Regions from separate parts of the Homo sapiens genome. Here region 1 is linked to region 2. A link is a loop called in an ENCODE intact Hi-C map of the cell type or tissue named here. Cell type or tissue: heart left ventricle. All regions are shown on one strand. Links, peaks and the distances in the headings refer to the core of each region. The heading gives the core; the rest is flanking DNA.

Region 1 (10,924 bases), core at 3,007-8,006, 64 kb before region 2:
GACAAAGACAAAGTGCACAGTTGTGGTCACGCTCTGTCAGAGGCAGCATGGGGAGACAGCAAGAGGCTATCACTGGGAACCAGACCTCAACTGTTCACTTAAGTGAACAGTTTAAATCCTGGCTCCACCACTTACTAGCTGAGTGACTCTGGGCAAGTAGCTTCGCCTCTCTGAATCCTTGCCCTGCAGAGAATTCTGCGAAAGATAAATAAGGTGTAAAATACCACAGCAAAGTGTCTGCCCCACAGTAAGAGCCCATAAAAGCTGCCCCTCCTCGATCTTAGATTTTAACTTGTATTGTACTCTGGAGCCCTACTTGTTAAGGGAGCCCAATGGTGGCAGCTTCTGACTGTGTGTATGTGTGGTGCAGGGAGGCAGGAGGGTGTGTGTAGACAGGAAGTAGATCCACCTGCTTTACCCCAGGTTTGTTGAATATACCTGTCCTTAAAAAAAAAAAAAAAAAAAAAAAGAAACCATACACACACACACAACTAGCTATGGATAACAACTCCTTTGGCATCTCCCAGACAGGTAAGGCACACCGAGCCTCAGGGACATGCCTCTGGTCCCTGCTGGTGATTGTCAGAGCAGGCCACTGAACGCTCTTAACCACTGTGATGGTTAATACTGAGTGTCAACCGTACTGTTCCTTCAAGTATTGAGGGTGTGTGTGCCTGTGAGAGTGTTGCCAAAGGATATCAACATTTGAGTCAATGGACTGGGAGAGGCAGACCCACCCTCAATCTAGGTGAGCACAATCTAATCAGCTGCCAGCACTGCTAGGATAAAGCAGGCAGAAAGACACGGAAGGACTAGACTGGCTGAGTCTTCCGGCTTTCATCTTTCTCCCATGCTGGATTCTTCCTGCCCTCGAACATCGGACTCTAAGCTCTTCAGCTTTGGGACTGTTGGACTAACACCAGTGGTTTTCCAGGGGCTCTTAGGCCTTCAGCCACAGACAGAAGGCTGACCTCTTGGCTTCCCTACGACTTTTGAGGTTTGGGGATTTGGACTGGCTTCCTTGCTCCTCCACTTGCAGATGGCCTATTGTGGGACTTCACTTTGTTATCGTGAGTCAACACTCCTTAATAAACTCCCCTTCATATATACATCTATCTATTAGTCTTGTCCCTTTAGAGAACCCTGACTAATACAATCAGCCTCTATCCTGCCTTCCACCTGGTCCAGCCCCCAGAGCCCATCCTGGCCAGGCCAATAGACAATTCTAGGCCATTGTATCCTCTGTGGGATATGTGGGTGCCTGTGTCTTTAAGGTTCATGGTGGGGTGAATAGAAGGTGGGGTGAGTGAAGGCACACACACCCTAAATTCTTGAAGGAACAATACGGTTGACACTCAGTATTAACCATCACAGTGGTTAACAGCGTTCAGTGGCCTGCTCTGACAATCACCAGCAGGGACCAGAGGCATGTCCCTTAGGCTCGGTGTGCCTTACCTGCCTGGGAGATGCCAAAGGAGTTGTCATCCATAGCTAGTTGTGTGTGTGTGTGTGTGTGTGTGTGTTTTGTTTGTTTTTGTTTTTTAGGACAGGTAAATTCAACAAATCTTAGCAAAGCTTGTTCCTAACTGAAGTAGTTTTTCTTCTCAAGCAACAATCTCTTCCAAGAAGTAGTAGGCAATGTGTCTGAAGTTGAACAAAGAAAACTGATTCAGTCTGACGAACACACATCTGAAATTGCTTTAAGGAATCTATGCTCCACATACAGAGGCAGGGGCTGGAAATCACACCTCCCAGGGCTGGCCTTAGTGGTCCCCCTTGTGGGAAAGCTGAAGGAAGGATGAGGGCACAGGCTTCCACTTCACATGCCCAGGCCTCCCTCCTGCCACCTCGGCTTTGGACACCCAGAAGATGGGAGCATCTTGAATCTTAGAGAGGCAGGGCCATCAGGATTCAGTGCAAATGTCCCTTGGGTCCCCCGCTCCCCTAGTGCCAGCCTTTTCTGGGCCCACAACTCCTGGCACAGAAGCCCCCAGCCCTTGCTGCCTGGGTCTTCCTGTGGAGAGTGAAATGAAACCCATGAAGAGAGGATGCAGGAAGCAGGCTGGCTTCTCTCCTGCCACACTTTGCCCACAGTGTGTTTTGAAACAATACATGGGAAAAGCCACCTGCAGCCCTCAGACCCATGGTGAAGGACTCATTCTTTCTCCAGTTCAGAAATCCTGCCATGCTGAACGCCTCAATGACAGAAGAAACCTCCTTCAGCAGTTGGCAGCAGGCCACTTCTAGCCCCTCCACCCAGGAGGCCTGTGACACAGTGGCCCCATTGTTCAGGCTGCCTGAGCTCCTCTGCATTGCCATTGCAATGCTGACACTGGCCACCTGAGCTCTGTTTGCCATCTTTTTATCTTTCGGCTCTGACTATGCTGTGGCCACTCAGAGTAGGGATGGGCCAGGGCAGCAAGAGGCAGGGGAGGTGGGTGACAGCAGTGGCAATGGCAGCAGGGTGGCCTGACAAACACACACTTGAAGAAATGGACCAGCAGAAACGAAGGCTTTTGTGCGCCAGGCCTTGCAACCTCCCCACTCGTGGTTGCTGACCTCACAGGACATCATCAGAGCCTGACGTATTTCCCAATGGCTGTCATCTGCCCATGGATTACTCCCAAGCCTGTGTCTCCATTTTGCCCTTTGTCCTCAACTCCAGATCAATTTATCCTGCTACTTCCTCCTGAAGGTCCTCCAAGACTCAGCAAACTCACACACTCAAATCTGCATTCTCTGTATTGCCCCTAAGTCTGATCCTCCGCACTGGTTTCCCATCACTGTGCAAGTGTCATGCAAGTTGGAAACAAAAGTCCATCCTTGACTCTGCCTGGGCCATATCTCACATCCCATCAATCATCCAGCCCAGCCAATTCCATCTCCTAAAAGTATTTCCAATCCGTCCTCCTCTCTCCACTCCTGCTGCAATCATTCCAGTACACTTCCTCCCAGCATCTCACATCCAGATTGTTTCCACACTCCCTACTGGTCTTTTTGTGCTGATCTTCCCCCAGCCTCTAATCCATCTGCCTGGAACACCCTTTTCCTCTTGTTCCTCTGGTAAACTCTCCTCCTCCTAAGCCTTCCTCCTTTGTGAAGCCTTTAATGATTTCCCACATAATATGAGGCACACACCCTCATCTCACCCCGTGCGCCCCAGCTGCTGGCATCCATACCCTCATCAGAGCCCTGGCCACATGACATGACACTGGCTGTTGGCACACCCTTCTCCCACAGGGCTCCCCGAGAGCAGGGGCTCCCAGTGCCCTAATCAATTCTTGGCAAACAGTTAATGTTTCATAAGTGTTTAGTTGAACTAATGAATTCTACAATAAAGAGGCCAGGGGTCTTTATCAAAATCCCTTTCCTCCCAGATCTGAAAGGCTGGAAATTAGGGTTTGTGTTGGGTCTCTTAATTACAGATCCAAAACACCTAAGTCCTTTAGCTACCGAATCTGTCTGGCCCAAGCATGTCCCTCTCTCAATAGCCAGGAAACACTTTGTAAATAAATTCCTTGTCTCAAGTCCCATTTTATTGTTTTAATTCTTTAGAATTGGAGTGAGATCTCCACTCTCAGTGTCTCAATACCTAGTATTCCAGGTGGATGAGTGAAGCACAGTTACAGTGTTGTGTTCGACTCTTCAGGTCCTACTGTCAGGGAAGATGGGTTGCTTCTCTCAGCTCAAAGCTCCATTCGTGTGAGGAGAAAGGCCTTCCACTCAACCCAGAGCTCCCACTTGCAAACAGTCAGTGTTTGAGAAAGATATTAACAAACAAATTAATCAACCAATGTTACCTGCACCCACAGGTGTAACTTGCTTCTATGGAAATCACAGAATTCTCTCTCAGTGATGCTTAGACACAAGGAGTTCTCCAGAGCACTTATCGGTGCTAGAGGAGAATATTTGTGACTTGGGTAGCAAAATGCACAATTTGTCTCTGTGGTTTAGACTTTTACTCACCCTCTCTGTTGCAATGGTTTTCTTCCAGCCTGATTCCTTCCTTGCTTTCTGTCCCCTGAGTCTTGGCAGGGAGAGAATGACTTCCTTTTCTCTTTTTCCTCTGTGATTCCTATGACTTCTCCAAAGCCCAGAGCTCTCCAGGGGGAAGAAACAAGCTTGCTTTTCTATTTTATATTTCAACTTCCTTTTGTTTTATCACAACATCAGCTGCAACCTCCCCACTGCAGTCAAAACTGTTGTTCTTAACTGTACTCCAGCATTTAAATCTATGTGGGATACATTCTCTCTACCATATCTACATAGTCACTCACTAATCCTTTCTCCCTCCCTTCTTCCCTCCCTCCCACATTCCTTCCCTTCCTTCCTTCCTTTATTCCTTCTTTTCCTCCTTTCTTCCATCCATTCATCTACTCATCCATCCACCCATCCATCCACTAATCCATTCCTTTATTGAGCAGTCACTGAGCTGGGCACAGGGAATGATGAAATGAATAAACACAGGCCCAGCACCAAAGGAGCTCATAATCTGGAGAGGGAAATGGAAATTTTTACAATTGTTCATAAAGAGTATGAAGAGAGTGGTGTGACAATCCAAGGGAGAGGATGATTAATTTTAGGGAGTATAAGAAGAATAAATCAAAGAGATGACATTTGAACTGAGTATTGAATATGAAGAAGAAGGGGAAAATGCCACTCAGAAAAAATAGCCACTGCAATGACTTAGAGACTTAAAATAACAGGGTATGAAATAGAAAAAAAAAATGTCAAGAAGCTCAGTATGATTGGAGGAAAGGAGGCACATATGAGAGGAATTTCCAGTAAGGCTAAAGGAACACTGGCCAGATTTGGAGAATCCCAAATGTCAGAGTAAGGTCTCTGGACTTTTTTCTAGAAACCATAGGAAGCCATTGGTGGCAGGTCAGCAGTTGGAAAAATGGCTCTGGCTGCAGAGAATCAACAGGAAAGGGGCTAGATAGGAGGTGGAAGGCCAGTTAAGAGGTTGGCACAATGGACCGAATGAGAGATGAGGCCTGGAGTAAAGGCATGGAGAGGGTGGGATGACAAGGGGACTGTGGAGGGGAGGCTGCCTCTTTGCATGTCGAAAGTAAGATGCCTGTCTCAAAGGAGCCAGATAAATAAATGCTTCTTGTGCTGTAGCCAGAGAGTTTGGTAAGGCCTGCTCATGGCCCAGCTGTCTGCAAAATGCTCCAAGTCTTGCCTGGCTCTCAGGAGAAGCAAGCCCTCTGCCAGCCTTAAATTAATGACTCTTCTAGGGAAATGCACTGCTGCCTGCACCAGTGGCCCTGCCTATGTCCACGTTAGAACCCATTAGTAAGGCTGTCCCACTGGGCTAGAGCAAACGACAAGGTAACAGTCAAAAGATGGCTCTTGGTCCCTCCATATGAGGTGACCTGCTTTCTATATCTACAAGCCCTGTTGGAAAACAGAGCCCAGGGTGGGATAAGTCACACATTCTCTTTTTCTCGGTCTCACACCCTTAGAATTCAACATTATTTTTTCATCAACAAGCAATTCACTTATTAATTCTGTTTCCTTCTATTGATATTGAAAGGTTCTTGTTGTTCAAATATAAAGGACCATCCAGAGTGACAAACAGCTACAGAGAAAACTTGGGTTTTCATTCTGAGGAGAAAAAGGAATCAAGAGCTCTTCAAAATAGTATGAAACAAGGGGATAAAATTTCTCCCACACCCACTGAGTTTAGGACAGTGATCTTTTTCATGCATTATCTCATTCTATCTTCTCAATAGCTCGTGAAGTGAGTTATGATTCCCATTTAACAGATGGAGAAACTGAGGCACAAAGAGGTTAGGCCACTTGCCCAATGTCACTCTGCTGCTGGTTTGAAGAGCCAGAGTTTAAATCCAAATCTGCCTCATTTTGAATGTCCTGTTGGTTTCGCTGCATTATGTCACCTCAGAGTGGCAGTGTGGAGGGTAATGAGAGCATGGGTGGGAGGTCAGAGACTGAGAATTACCCAAATTTAGACTTGCAAGACTTAAATCCTGGACCCCCTTAATAGTCTGTGACCTCAGACAAATCATGTGGCTTAAGTAAGCATCAGTTTCACCTGTAAAGTGAGGGGTAGATTGGATGATCCAGGTCCACAGTTCTATGTTTCTAATTCAAGTAAGAGAGTGAACTCACTGTTGAATGAATAAAGATTTACAGATAGCATTTTTACTTTAATGTTGGAATGTTGGCATGTGTTATAAAAATAAAATGGCCTGGATTGTGAGTTTGCAATTGAGCTCATTACTTCACTGATTTGGGTTTTAATTGTCTCCTCTGATTCAACTAATCAAACCAATGTTTGTTCAGGGTTTACCCTGTGCCTGGCAGCATGCCACATGGATGAAATAACTTGCCCAGCTGGTACAGCTCCAAATTTAGTTGTTCTGCATCTTCAAACTAAATGAATTGCTGACTTGTCCCACTGTCTTTTGAGGAACACTAGTTTAACATGTTGAGAGATGTTACAGAACCAAAAGCATTCTGTGCTCAAATGAGTCTGGGAAACACTACATCAAACAAAGATAAGCAAGTTCCTTTACTGTGGGACTCCTCCAAGACTTTGATAAGCTGATACCATTAGGAATCTCCAAGAGTGGCAAGAACAATCAGGGTTTCCCAAACTTAACGGATGGGAGAATTTTCAAGGAGCACCTAACAAAATGAGTATTCTAGTGACTATGCTTTAAGGACCACCAGACCATGGGCTTACAAATCTTTATTAAGAAGAGCCTAAGAGGCCACTGTCTGACACAGAGTCAGTGGTGTTCATTAAATGTTAACAAAAAGGGGAGCCTATCTGTGTTCAGAGTGAGCACTGTCTCTGGCTAGCAAGTGACCCCACGGGATCTCAGCACTTCCTCTTGGCTGGGGAAGGAGCAGGTTGGGTCGGATACCTCTGACATTCTGGGAGTGCATTTTCTGAAAGGGCATTTGCAGCTTTTAGCTAAATGTCCCTTTTCTTCACTTGTGACATTTTGGGAAGATGAATCATTTGGCAAGGATGGGTTCTCACCCCTCTTCTAAGTATACAGGCTTGTCAACAGGAGGTTTATTCAATGAGTCCTTTGAGAATTCATCCTTGTCCAGAATGACTGGCTGTTATGTTTTATCCTGAACATGCAGGCACCCGCAGTATGGGAGTTCTGCCAACGGCCTCTTGCAGTATTTTCGGGAGCTGATATTTTTAAAAATTGAAGGGTGCTGCATTTCTTCCCTAATTGTACAACGAGCGCAGGCATAGCCCCACAATGAGAATCACGTTTGTGAAAATGATGCATTTACTTTGCTATTTTCAAAATTTTATTTTACAAAAATAAAAAGCATCTTAAAATGCCAACCAAGTAGCACATACAATTATTACAGAAGGGTCTGCTTACCTTTCAAAAAGCAATTTGCTTGGAAAAGAAAAATCTATTCTTTTTTTCCTTTTCTTTTTCTATCCTTTAACCCTTCACTTTTTTCTTGGCATAAAGTAATAAATTCTTCCTATAAAATTTTTGGAAAATATAAAAAGTCATAAAGAAAATATTAAAATAGTAAGTAATTCCATCAGATGGGAAAAACCCACTGTCACTTATTTATGTATTTTTTATATGTACATCATATGTAATTTTTTCATTTTTTGTATTTCTTGTACTAAAAGGAAATATATTTATACTTATACATATTCATAAAAATATGTATATATGTCAGAGTAGGAGGAAATACATATACAAAAAAATATTTTTCACTAAATTGGAAAGGCACCGCATACAGTTTTCAAGCCTACTTTTTTCACTTAGCACTGTATCATGAACAGTTTGCCAGGGTTGATGTTTCCCATTCCAAATAACCTGGGGTGTTGTTGGCTCATAGGACTGAAGAATTTACAAGCTGCTGTCAAACATGGCTAGCGATGGCTGCGGCATTAATATCAATGATTCTTCTTGAAAGCAATTAAACTTGGCATTGCTGTAGGCACTTAATGTGTTTATATCAGCTCCTGTATTGTGTTCTGAAGCCATAAATTTCTCAAGTTAATTATAAACAACTTGCTCTGCTTAATTAATGGGCATCACTAACAGGTATTATCTAATATGCATGTGAATGAACCTTATGAGAGCCACACAGGGCCTGGATTAATGATGTCAGGATGGTAGCCCTGGAAGAGAAGTCAATCGCCCAGGAAACCCCAGGACCAGAATCTGCTGCAGCAGAGCATGCCAGGACTGTTCCTGCCTGTGCTGGGTCTTTGGGGTTGAAGTCACCTTGGATCCTCCCAGTTACATGTTATGTGGGTGACTGAGCACCACCTCAGTTTATTAGCAAAGTGTCTCTCCCCTGCACTGTTTTCTTGTCTATGTCAACCATGTTGTTCTTCTCACACAGACCCTGCACTGTGGCTGGTGTAGCATGGTGGTAATGAGGCTGGACGCAGGGGCCAGTCTCCCATGGTTCAAATCTCAGCCTGCCAGCCACTAGATGTGAGAATATTAGCAAGTTACTATTGAATAGCACAGCTCCTCACTTTGGCTGTTTTCCGAAAGAAGATAATCATCATACCTACCTTATAGCCTCATGAGGACTAAATCAGTTAATTTGGGTAAAGCGAACATAATAATGTTAATAACCTTAACTATTATTAGGTATTATCATCTTCCCACATGATACACGAGGGAAGTTTCCTTATAGACGAGGAAGCTAAGATTCTATGACCCAGGACTAGGGTTAAGCAAGTGAGACATTTAGGGTGCAAAATTTAAGGAGGCACTCTCTTCTCAAGGTCAACACCTCATGCTAGCCTGGCTAGTGTGACCTGTCCACGTTTGCTCAGCTTGGATCAGATCTGAATGACTCCTGAGCCCTTCTGCTCTCATGGGGACACCCTGCTGTTTAGCAATCCTTCCTGGCTTTGACAACCTTGTTCTGAAAAAGGACCCCCCCCCGCCCCCGCCAGGATTGAGATGCTTCTTTAGGCCAACATAGGTTTGATGGCTGGATTTTCTCTGCAGAAACAGTGCTCTGGGAGCCTCATTTCCAGTCACCTCTGCTGGACACAGGTGAGCAGTGCCGAGGACACAGCATTCTTACTAAATTCTCACTTTCTAAAGCAAGATCTTGACCTTTGGGAGACAAGGATGGCAGAACAGGCTTTATGCTGAAATGAGAGCCAAGGTGTCTCATCTCCTTGTTTTTAATACTTATCCAGGTGACACTCTTCATTGCTTATTAATTGCTCAGCAGGGCAGTTCCTTGCAGCTGATGGTAGCCACAGGCTATCTTGGGAGATGAGGCAGGAACCCCAGAATGACTGCTGGAGAAACGACGGGGCTGTTGGTGGGATTCAGCGTTGCCAACATTCCACTCAAGTGGAATCAGTGCCCTTCTGGAGCCTCATCTTCGGTGGTCAATGCCAAGGGCCTCATATCAAAGAGAAGCTTCTCTCCTTCAACTACTACTATTTTCAATTTTTTTTTATTGGGCAGGAAAGAAACTGGACTTTATTAAGCACCTATCACAGGTGCCTTCTTCATAGGTATTATTATCCTCACTCAGCTACTGAGCAAACTGAGGCTCACGGAGGTCATGCTAGCCATGCAGCACAGGAGGGCCAGAGCGAGGATTTGGAGCAAGACCTGCTGTACTTTGTGTGCCCTGTGCACTTCCCTGAATCACAATGCTCTGGTATGTAAATTTAGGCTTCACTGAAGCTGAAGTTCCTGCAATCTTTGGGCCTTGGACCTCTCAACTCATTATCCTTGGGGGAAGGCAGATGTCAGGGACTAAGTGCATACACAGATGGCCATGGTCATGTTCTGAACCATCTTGTTGGAATTCAATAGTTATCTTAAGAGGCTCCAATCCAATAAGCCAAGGAGTTGTTCAGGGCTGAAATGGGGAGCACGTCCTTGATTGTGGGGGGACTTCAGCAATAAACCCATCATGGTCAATCCCCAAGAGGTAATGTAACATTGCCCCCCACCAGTGGACAATGCTACTCTGATCCCTGAGTCTCCTCTAGTGAATTACCTCGGAATTTACTGGTACCTTTCCCAAGGATATTAAAAATGAATTTTAATGTGGGGGAAAGTGCTTTAAAATGAATAACATGTTGTGAAGGATGTATTAATATATATGTATGCATATATACATACCTGTGGGGAACAGACATGTGGTTTATTCATTGGTCCATTTGTTCATGTATATTTATTTCTCCACTTTTGAATTCATGTATTCACTTGTGTTTTTATTTATTTGCTCATTTATTCATTCATTTGTTTTTTAATTTACCCAGTCATCCATTCAGCTATCCATCTAACTAACCATTTATTAACCATCTAACTAACCATTTTCCTGCACCTACTATGTGCTAGGTGGCACACTAAATGTTAGGAACATAGAATTGAATGAAACAAAATTCTACTCTTGAGGAACTCACAGTCTAATGGATTAGAGAACCACTTATATCCGTAAGTGCATTTCAGTGTTTAGGTTCTACAGTAGAGATCTATACAATGTATTTTGGGGGCCCAGAGTTGATTATCCCTGCATAGATGTGAAGGAGAATCTTGACAGAAGAAACACTTGAGTAAGAATTCATCAAGCAAAGGAGGTGGGTGCATGGTAAGAACGAGGGAAAGCACTAAGTTCAACCACGTGGGAATGAATCCATAGCTCCCATAATTTCTCATTCATTCTTTTCTCAGATAGTCATAAGTACTCTGCTCTGGGAAGAATTTATCTGGCAAAAAAAAGAAGACAAAACATTCTTCAATTTATCTGTCTATTTCTACCTGCCACCAGAAGATGGAGGTGATGGTTTTCAGTTTTTCAGGAACTAATCTGAGGTGCAGAAGATATGGACCCTGGAGTATTCAAATGCGGCCTGCAGGGGACCACTCAGCTCTTTTTTTTAGCGTCTAGTCCTGGTAACTGTCACCCT
Region 2 (10,924 bases), core at 3,874-8,873:
TTAGGATTATGACACACATCGTTAGCTCTAGGATTCCTCGCTGAGTCCCAAGTCTAATTGTTTACAGACATCCTATGTCTAACTGCATCCCACCACTCTCTGCTTCTCCTTAAGACTGGTCCCCACTTTGCTATCAGCTGTTCCATCTCAGCATCTCTTACTCTTTTCTTCTCAGCCTGACTGCTGCTGGAGCCCAGTGTGAGTCCTGGCAGAAGAAATCTGCAAACCCTAGTCAGATGTGTTTCAGCTTTGCAGTGGATGGTAGGGCCACCCTCCCGTTGGGGTCAGGTCAGAGGACATGACTCTTTAACATTACTGAAATTACAAGTTTCTTGAATACAAGATGAAGGAAGAGGTCAAATATCAAGTAGTAAGTCACACATTTAAAACAGAATTTGGCTTCTACATTTTCTTGGGAATGGGTAGAGAAAAAAGCTTCCCTTTCTCTGTTTAAAGAAATCAAAACTTTAGAGGGCTCTAGGAAGAACAAAGAGAATCTTCACATAAGAAATAGAATATTGAGAGCCCTTATTAAGATAATTTTCTTGCTCAAAGATTGAAAGACTCAGTGCCTTTGGAGTTTGGCTCTGGTTGAGGGAGGGGATGGGATGAAGTGACAAATGCCTCAGAGGTTATGGCTAATGGTGCCTTTGGAGAGAGAAGTATTGGGACATGTGTGTGGGAAAACAGGTTTCAGAATGTGATGGCAGCCTCCAAAATGGCCCCAGTGATGCCCTGTCCTGGTGTTCACGTTCTTGTAAAATCCCCTCTACCTTGAGTGAGGGATGCTGATGAATAATGATGGGATATCACTTCCAATATTAGGTTACAAAATGACTCTGGTTTCCATCTTGCTCACCCTGAGGGAAGCCAAGCTGCCATGTTGTAAGCTGCCCTATGAAGGGACCCACATGGCAAAGAATGGAGAATGACCCCAGCCAGCCAAGAACTCTCAGCCTACCGGCCCATGAGGAACTGAATCCTGCCAACAGCGATGTGAGTGAACTTGGAAGTGGATCCTTCTCCAGTGGCACCATCAGGTGAGACTATAGCCCCAGCCAACATGGGAGTTGTTTCAGAAGAAAGGAAGTATTAAGCCAGATGCTTTACAGACTTTATCTTGGACCTCAAATTCATTCTGTGAGATACATGTTGGTATCTCCATTGTGTAGATAAGAAAACCAAGACTCAAAAAGGTGAAAACTTACTAAATGTCATATGATGAATGAATAGAAGAGAGGGGATTTGAACTCAGGACTGATAACACAAAAGCCCACACTCTGGTTATTGCAGAAATATACTGTGTTTTTATTTCCACGTTTCCATCAGAACTTAAAAATAAAAATGGACAGTTGCTCAATTATCCCACTAACAAACATATGGCAGCAGCAAGAACTGGGACCACAGCACCATGCTAACCAAGGCCAGGCCTTCCCTGAGTTGGTATACACTCCCGTACAGCAGCATCAGAAGCTGCTCAGAGCCTGCAACATCCTCTTGAGGCAGAATCCTCCATGTGCAAAGTGATCTAATGGTCAGTTTTTAAAAGAAAATAGCTGAATCTGATGCCAGTATGGGCTAAGTACTACTTCTAAGAACCTTACATGTCTTAACTCACTTAAACAATCCTACAAGAAAGGCACTATTATAGTCATCCAATTTACGGATGAGGAGACCAAGGCACAGAGAATTTAGATAATTTTCTCCCAGACATTCAGCTATAAGGAGCAGAGCCAGGATTTAAACTCTGACAATTTGTCTCCACAGTCGCATACAAGACCCCCAGAATTCTCTCCTTGGTCCCAGGCTATCATGTTGCCTGGGTTCCCAATACAGCACTGGGTGTAGCTGGCCTTGGTTCCAGGCCTTCACCTTCTGGATTCAACCTGGCTACCAACACCCTTGATTCTGACTTTCTCCATTCACCTCCTCGTTCCCAGTTCCCAGCTAGCCCTTTCTGCCTTGACCCCATCTGCCCTGGCTCTTAAGCTGTTCACACCTGCATCCCATCCCATGCCTGCACCCCAGCCCTCACCTGCCTCCTGACCTGTCTTACAGCTCACCATCCAGCCCGCCTGAGGCTCTGCCCACTGACAGGCTACTCCCAGGACAATACTAGCTCCCCAGGACAAGCACTACACCCAGACGGCATGTCATTCAACAAGTCGGGGGCAGGCTTAAGGTGAAAAATCATCCCAATTCTGGAGATATTATCTGAAAAAAAAAGACTGTTTTCAGGAAACAATCTTCCCATCTGTGGTGATTTTTAAAATATAGTTCCCAAATTTTATGTGGGAAAGGAAAGTAGCAATATAGATGCAGGAAGAGCATTACTGTGTGGATAAAAAGATGATGTATGCAAATGAACATGCTCAGCCTAGAACTTAAATTAAAGTTACTGCCTGATATGGTAGGTACTGTGGTCTGAATGTGTCCCCCAGAGTTCATGTGTTGGAAACTTAATCTCCAGTGCAACAATGTTGAGCAATGGAACCTTTAAGAAGTGACTGGGTCAGGAGAGTTCTGCCCTCATGAATGAATTAATGTCATTATTGCAAGAGTTAGTTATTGCAGGAGTAGGTTCCTGATTAAAAAGTGAGTCCACCCCCACTTCTCTCTCTTTTTCTGTCACGCACATATGCACTCTCTTGCCCTTCTACCTTCCACCATGTGATGACACAGCAAGAAGGCCCTCACCAGATGCAGGCCTCTCAACCTTGGACTTTCCAGCCTCCAGAATTGTAAGAAATAAATCTCTATTCTTTATAAATTACCTAGTCTCTGGCATTCTGTTACAGCAGCACAAAATGAATTAAGACAGTAGGAAAGATCATTGACACTGTTACAGACCTCTAAGGCATGATGAAAAAGCAAATATGCCCATGTTTATGCAAATAGCAGAGTCAGTTAAAGAGGCCATAACATTGATCATATGGGACTTCAATAGCCCTGAAATGGATTAGAACAAGAATTATGGGATGGTAAGGAGAGGCCACAGAGCTAGCAGTGATCAGAAGCTCTTTTCCAGGAGACTTTGTTGAGCAATCAAAAAGATCATGGGCTATTGGGGGCAGCTATCTGAAAAGTTGAATGCAATGAAGGATGAAGGATGGGGCTAAAATGCTAAAAGCAGCGTTTTCAACCAAGTTGCATTTCAATTTAGTCTTCCCATCTGTGGTGATTTTAAAAATATAGTTCCCAAATTGCCGGTAGCATCTGGGGAGCAGGGTCTGTGGGCAGACACCTGCTCACCAGTGAACATTTGGAATGACATTTCTGGAGGGAGGTGTCATTGTGGCTTAGAGATTAATCCATAAAGAAGACAGACTTAGGGAATCCCAGAGTAGCAGAGCTGGGAAGCCCTCGAAGATAACAGAGCCAAACTGCCCAGAGAGGGTAAGTGACATACTCAATGTCACACAGCCAGTAATTAATGGAGAAGGGGCTGGAACTCCACTTTTCTAAGTCTCTGTTTAGGACTGCAACATCCCCTGGAGTGAGTGAAAGGAAAGTTCTCGAAGGAATCTCCTCAAAAGGGATGTAGAATAAGAGTGAAGTTGTTGCCTCAGAAAAAAAAAAAAGTGAAAAATGAATAACGATTGATAAATTCAGATCTCCATTCTCGTCAGAAAATAAAATTTCTGGTAATTATTATCCCTCACTACCTTAGAGAAAACAAGAAGAATGAAGATTGTCCTAACACAATTATGTAAAGGCAAGTCTAAGAAAGGAGAAGGAGTTGATTCCCATGTAGAAGTCAACCATCTAGGCTAACTGTTCATCCCACCCCAATGCCTCAAACCCAGGCTGCCCACCTATTTATCACACTTTTGCAGGTCTGTGAAAGTCAGCAACAAATACCGTATCTATTCCAGGAGATTGTCCTAGAGCCTCCTCAATTTCTCTGTGGACACTATGCCTGCTCTTGTCTCCCTGGTTCTGATTTCCATGTCTGCTGCCAGTTTTAACATTGTTCCTGGCCTTCTCATATTAGTCACCTAAGCCCCTCCTCTTGGGCCTTGGGTCTCAGCCTCATCTCATCCTAACACTTCCTACTAACCTGGTGAGAAGCTCCCTGCTCTAGCTATAGCCCGCTAAGCCTGTATGCTGGCCTAGCTCCCAGATGCTCTCAAGTAAAAACAAAAAAGTAGACATTTTGTCTTGAACCCTAAGTTTCCATGCTGGGGGGAGGGATAAGATTATGACCACTATCCATACCCCATCTCTTGAGAATTTGGAGCTGTGGGACGAAAAAGAAGAACCAGAGAGTTGGCTGCAGCTGGCAGAAGAAAAAGGACAGATGGTTCCCCACAGGAAAGGCACCATCGGCTGAAGTACCAGCCTCACTCCTGTGGCTCCTACCTGCCATGGTGCAGGTGCATGTGTATGCATGTGTGTGTGCATGTGTGTATGTGTCGCCACCCTGTGATACAGGGTTGCAAGCCCCACCTGCTTGGGCCTATGCAAAGACCTACCAAAAAATTCTCTCATTTGCTACTCAGCAGTTTGAGGAAAATAAACTTGAATATATCAGTCCTAATCCAGAAAGGCTTGAGATGGTTGGTTGGAGAGTGTTTTCCATGATGTTGGCCTGAAGCCCTTCAGCCACTTTGAACAGGTAGGCATATGTCTCCGTGTGAAATCTATTTGTAACCCAAGACGATGCTGTCAATACAACAGGAAACTCTTTGCCTCCTCTAGCCTGTGGGCAGGAATAGGGTCCCAGTGACGGTACTACCTCAGACCTCACTATGTCGTAACTTCCTTCTGCTCACAACCACTCCAAAGTGCCCTCTGAATGCTTCTGGGCTCCCAGGGGAGGTCTTGGGTGTGCCTGCCACGAGGTGAGTTCTTGAGCCCCAGGTGGCTCCTTCCCTTTCCCCACAAGTCTCAAGGTCTGTGGCTCTCTCTGCTTCTGCTCCACAGGGTGCCCCCACTGGTGTCCTGAAGCTCATCCTGCACCAAGCAGAAGCGAGCAGAAGAACCCCACACCCTGCCCCTGCTGCAACACACTCACCTGGAGACCTAAAATGTGACCTCCATGTCCCCTCTGTGAGAACAGCTTCTTCCACCTCTGCTGTGGGGAACAGCAGCATCCCAGGCAGAGGGAACTGCATATGCAAGGAACCTGGGTGGGGTGGGGGGCAATGGTGGCCGGCGTTTGAAGAACAGTAAGGCAGTCAATGTTGCTGGAGCCCAGAGAGATAATGAAAGGTGGATGACGTGGGGTCTTATAGGTCACCATGAGAGCTTTACTCTAAGGTGTTGGGAAGCCAGACACCTGCAGACATGTCTGCAAATACCTTTGAGGTTTGTCTGAATCCTCAGCTGCAGAGGAAAACACAGGAAGTATGGGAGTTCCCCACAAGAGTTCACATTTGAACTAGGTTGTTTTTTTTTTAACCGCAACCTCTGCCTCCTAGTTGCAAGTGACTCTCCTGTCTCAGCCTCTCGAGTAGCTGAGATTACAGGCATGTACCACCACACTGGCTAATTTTTTGTATTTTTGGTAGAGATCGGCTTTCACCATGTTGGTCAGGCTGGTCTCGAACTCCTGACCTCAAATGATCTGCCTGCCTCAGCTTCCCAAAGCGCTAAGATTACAGGTGTGAGCCACCGCACCTGGCCTTGAACTAGGCTCTGAAGGATGACCAGGAGTTTTTCAGATGGGGGAAAGAGGAGCAAAGCATCCCAGATAGAGAGACTACTATATTCAAAGGCTAAGAATGGTGAAAGAGCAAAACGTGTTCCAGGGTGGCTGGCCGTACACCTGTCTGGCGTTCAGGACAGGAGGATGTTAGAGGATGCTGCAGCAGAATGCAAGGCTCAGGTGTGGTTGGGGTCAGATAGGGAGGACCGTACACAAGGCATCATCTCTAGCTTCCTTAGGAACACATTCCCTTCTTTGAGAACTGCATTGGCCCCTAATGAGCTGAAGTCACTTTATTACTTACTGCAGCATAAACGAGCGCTGTTATGAGAGGCATATGGCCCATCTCCCCGCTCCTTCTTCCCATCCCACCCTCGCTCCTGAAATCCAGGCAGCTGCCTTGGGCAGCATCAGAAAGTCCCATGTGCTTGAGGCTTTCAGACAGCTTTTCCCCAATAAGACAAGCTCTCTACTTAATCTGAAGAAATGGAGTGTTATTAAATTAATTTCTGAACTATCCTTGCCTTGTCCTTGAACTAAAAAGCTAAGGACCCTGGAGTAAAAGGCAGGGGATGAGGTGGGAGGGGTGAAGGGGAGAAGCAGAATGAGGCAGGGCAGCAAAGAGGCAGCAGAGAGGCAAGTTCCTGACCCAGGTCTGCCCGACAGACTCGTTCCAGCAGGTGGGCTGCCTCGTGCTGTCCAAGGCACTGTGTTGAAGAGGTTCAGTAAGTAAAATAAGAAATGAGAGTCCTCTGATCAGCTACTGTACCCAGGGCCCTAAAAATGATGGAAAGGTGGCCTCCCTCTGCCATGGGGTCAGCCCAAAAGTAATTACCAGGATACTTTGCAGATTATTGAATAAGTCCCTGGAACCGGCACACTGATTTATATAAGACCTGGAGATTTTGAGAGATTTGAGAGAATATTAAGAATCAATCAATATTTTAATTTATTTCAGGGTCCTGGAGACTTTAGCTCTGTAGAAAACCACAGGGAGGAAATTGTGACCTTTGAAATATGGCTGGCTGGCAGGCAGCAGGGAGGTACCTCGGCAAAGAGCCTGTTTGGCAGCTGCTGCGGGGAAAGACTTCTCTGTGCTGGAATGTTCTCTTTCTTCACAGCATCAGTCAGGAATTTCAAATAGCCAAAGAGGGGAGGGCCTCAGGGTGAGTGAGCTCTGGAGCCCTGGCAAGAAGGCTCTTGGCTTGAATGTGCATAGCTTACTCCTCCCCAGAGAGAGTCCCCAGGGCCTGGAGAGAGGAGCCTGCAGACTTTGTGTCTCTGCCTAGGAGGCGCTGCTGTGATCTGGAGACGTCCTCGTAGAACCACCTGATGATGTGTCATCATTGCAGGAGATCCAGTACCTTCTCCCCTGGGTCACTAGGCTCCCTAGGCCATACTCTTCCTGTGTCCTCCCCAGGGCTTTACCAGACATCTCATAGAGCACGTGAGCACCAGGTCTCGGACTATCACCATCCTCCTGTCTTATTCCGCAGGAAGACTGTAAGCTCCCTTCAGGCAGGAATGATGTCTGATCCATTTCTGTGTCCCCAGTACCTGGCATCATGCCTGGCCCAGGATAGGTAGATATGAAAAATAATGTGTTGAAGAAATGAATGGTCAAATGAACTAATGCAAGAAAAATAAACATTTGTTTGTAAAAATCAGTTATGTTTCAACAGCAAGCAGACGGCACATTCAAATGTAGTAATTAGAGAAATTCAGAAAGGTGAAGACAGGGTGGAGGTAACTGACCAAAGCATGCAGCACCCTGGGGCTGGCAGCAGTGGGAGAGAAGGAGCTGTTAGCACCCCCAGGCCTGATGCGGCTAAGAGAGAAGCGGGTCCCAGAACCTGGAGCAGGCCACTAAAACGGAGAGGTGGCCTTTTGCAAGGGAGGCAGCCACACCCTCAAACCTGCAGGGAGGAAGTGGGGGAACAAATACCTTGACCTCGCCCTCTGTCCTTCCTTGGATCTCCTCCCTGTGTTCCTCACTGGCCAAAGCCAACCAGAAGTCAGAGGCCAGTGGAGCTCCTTGATCCAGAGTGGAGAGTAGACAAAAGATCCCCAGCAAAGGGCTGCCAGGTAACTCTCTGCCTATTCCATCTGGCTTGTCCAGCCCCACGAGAAGGGCAGACAATGGGCACCCCAATCAGTAGTGCCAACTACTGGGGCACCCCAGTAGTTCTCAATAAGGGGCAGTTTTGCCAGCCGCTGGGGGGATTTGTTTTTCACAACTGGAATGGGGAGGGTGCTACTGGTATCTAGTGAGTAGAGGCCAAGGATGCTGCTAAACATACAAAAATGCAAAGGACAGCACCCACAACAAAGAACTATCCAGCTCAAGATGTCGATTGTGCCATGCTGGGAAAGCCTGGCCTTAATCAAATGTTGAGAGGAACTCAGGCACACTCTGTGCTGCCCTGGCTTCAGCCAGAGAACATTGCCTCACTGTGCTGGAAAGGGCAGCGTCATTTGGTCCAACCCAGAGCCATCGGCCAGTAAGTGACCAGTGTCTGACTTTGAGTGTCCCTTCGGGAAGGTGCTTTAAGGAGAAAGTCTATCTGCTCTCTGTCTCTCCTCACTGACAGTGATGTCCTAGGGTGTCCAGAGTGGTAGACGAGTGGCAGGGAGCACTGCTCAAGCCATGGGCAATTAGCTTTCCCCTGGAGGCCAAAACCTCCCCACTGGGCTCACCACCTCCCCAACTCCCCTGATATTGAGGGGAACGAGAAAGCTTCTCGTTCCCCTCATTTTCAGCTTTACATTCACACCATAAAAACATTTTGTAAAAGTGAATCAAGTCTTGCCATCTGTCTCTCTCACTTTTATCATGTTTATAATGAAAAGAAGAGTCAAGAGGAAATGGAATCCAAACTGCAAATGGTGTGCTGCTCCCTGGTAGCTGAGATCCACCCGAGCAAGGCAGGGACTTGAGGAAGAGGGTGGCCCTTGTGGCGCAGCATCATGTACAAAGTGAGTTCCATCAGAATCTCATGCGAAGTTCTCATGGCAGCCCTGGGAAGTAGAGCTTGTAATCCACATTGACAGATGAGGAAACTAAGGTTTTTCAGGGGAGATAAGTACTTCAAGGTTGTACTCCCAACAAGTAGCAAAGGTCTTAAACTCTGTACTTGGCCATCAACTCCAAGTTGTAGACCAATGTTGCTTCCTATTTCATCCTGACGTGAAATTGTTAGCTTACTGCTACTGGGGTTTAGGTACCATATTGAAAACTGTTGAAGTTTAAGTGACTGTGGTACTTAAGAGAGCTCTATTTTACTCCCTGTCACAGCTTAGAGATTTTGTCCCTCATCTGACCCTCCAGGGTCACAGCCCGGGAGAGAATAAGTTCCATGTGTACATTCATGTCACAAATATTCATTGAGAAAACCATGTGCCAGGTGCGAGATGTGGGATGGCCAGAGAGTACCATTCTGAGCAGGGCAGCAGATCTTGAAAAAGGACCCTTGGCACCAGATCAGAGAGGAACCTAATAATGGCAGGCTGCATTTATTGAGCACTCACTATGAGCCAGCTACTGCTCAAGTACTTTCTACATACTAACTCATTGAACCCCATAAGGCTGATACTCTTACAATTCCCATTTTACAGATGAGATGACTCAAGCAGTTTAGAAAATTGCTCGAGGAACCCAGCTTAATAGTTGTTCTGTTCTGACACGTGCTAGAGCGTGGATAAATCTTAAAGACATTTTGCACAGGGGAAAAAGCCAGTAACAAAAGGAAAAATACCGTGTGATTCCACTTATATGAGGGACCTAGTGTAGTTAAATTCATACAGACAGAGACTAGAAAGGCTAGGAGTTGGAGGGGAGAAAGAAACGGGGAGTTATTGTTTAATAGGTTCAGAGTTCAGTTTGCAAAGATGACATGAGTGTGGAGGTGGATTGCAGAACAATGTGAATGTCCTTAAATTAGTGCCATTGAACTATACACCTAAAAATGGTTAAAAATAGGCCAGGCACGGTGGCTCACACCTGTAATCCCAGCACTTTGGGAGGCCGAGACGGGCGGATCACGAGGTCAGGAGATCGAGACCATCCTGGCTACCACAGTGAAACCCCATGTCTACAAAAAATACAAAAAATTAGCTGGGTGTGGTGGCGCCTGTAGTCCCAGCTACTTGGGAGGCTGAGGCAGGAGAATCGCTTGAACCTGGGAGGCAGAGGTTGCAGTGAGCCGAGATCGCACCACTGCACTCCACCCTGGGCAACAGAGCGAGACTGTGTCTCGAAAAAAAAAAAGGTTAAAGTAGTAAGTTTTCATGTGCATCATTCCGTTTAGTTTCTATTGAATTATTCATCTTCTTTTTTTTATTTTATTATTATTATACTTTAAGTTTTAGGGTACATGTGCACAACATGCAGGTTTGTTACATATGTTTTTTGTCTTCCTTGACTACACATGGTGCGTCTTTGAGGTCATAGACCATACGTTTGTTTTTGTGTTTATTTTGTTTTTCTAACCCTGGCACCTCTTATAGATTCCTTGCACATAGCAGGACAGTTAATAAATAATTTTTGAATGAATGATTCTTTTAATAAATTGCATAAAATGAATGGCAAAAGGAAAAAAATAGTAAGTTTTACGTTATGTATATTTTACTACAATAAAAAGGTGAAAAATATAACTTTTAAGTTGATCATTAAAATTCATACTTTTTTTTTTTTAAGGCCCTGGAATCCATTCTGTTAATCATCCCTGTGTTAGAAGCTGTATTAGTCAGTGTTCTCCAGAGAAACAGAACCCATAGGATGTGTATCTATACAGAGAGATAGTGAAGGGAACTGCCTACACAATTATGGAGTCACGCAAATCCATGATCTGCAGGGTGGGCTGGCAGGCTGGAGACCCAGGGAAGAGCCCATGTTGCAGGTCAAGTCCAAAGCTGTCGGCTGGCACAATCCCTCTGCTGGCAGAAGTCGATCTTTGTTCTATTAAAGGCTTCAGTGGGCTAGATGAAACCCACCCACATAATGAAGGGCAATCTGCTTTACTCAGAGTCCATGGATTTAAATGTTCATCTCATCCAAAAAAAACACGCTCATAGAAACATTCAGAATAATGTTTGACCAATTAGCTGGACACCAAGGTCCAGCGAAATTGACACATAAAATTAACCAGCACAGGTGGTCAATTCCACCGTGCCACAGCTAAAGAGAGAATAGACCTACAGTAAGCAAGGAACTGAACTGGTGGGATCAAGTTCAGGAATGCAGGTAAGCTAGGATCCGAAACCAGGGGCAAGCTC

The links. A loop is a pair of places that touch in the nucleus more often than their neighbours do. Peaks named below come from ENCODE experiments on the same cell type or tissue, not always from the same donor. Only the 100,000 strongest peaks of a DNase experiment are listed, where the experiment ranks them.
Region 1: a loop joins it to region 2, with 2.1 times the contacts of the local background. A loop is called at or near these places in 2 of 110 quality-filtered maps.

What each region holds. Positions count from the first base shown.
Region 1 is chr11:11,207,540-11,218,463 of GRCh38, reverse strand. No RefSeq gene overlaps it. Among named protein-coding and RNA genes, the nearest start is that of LINC02752, 98 kb to the right of the region's middle. In heart left ventricle, for the core only: no CTCF peak of the experiment used is centred there; no DNase peak of the experiment used is centred there.
Region 2 is chr11:11,144,200-11,155,123 of GRCh38, reverse strand. All of the region lies in intron 3 of LINC02752 (long intergenic non-protein coding RNA 2752), which reads right to left. It overlaps LOC105376548 (a long non-coding RNA gene), which reads left to right. Exons shown (of 3, transcript XR_007062592.1): 2 at 871-1,040; 3 at 2,059-2,323. Among named protein-coding and RNA genes, the nearest start is that of LINC02752, 34 kb to the right of the region's middle. In heart left ventricle, for the core only: a CTCF peak has its summit at 6,943; a DNase peak (open chromatin) is centred at 6,853; H3K27ac peaks cover 861 bases.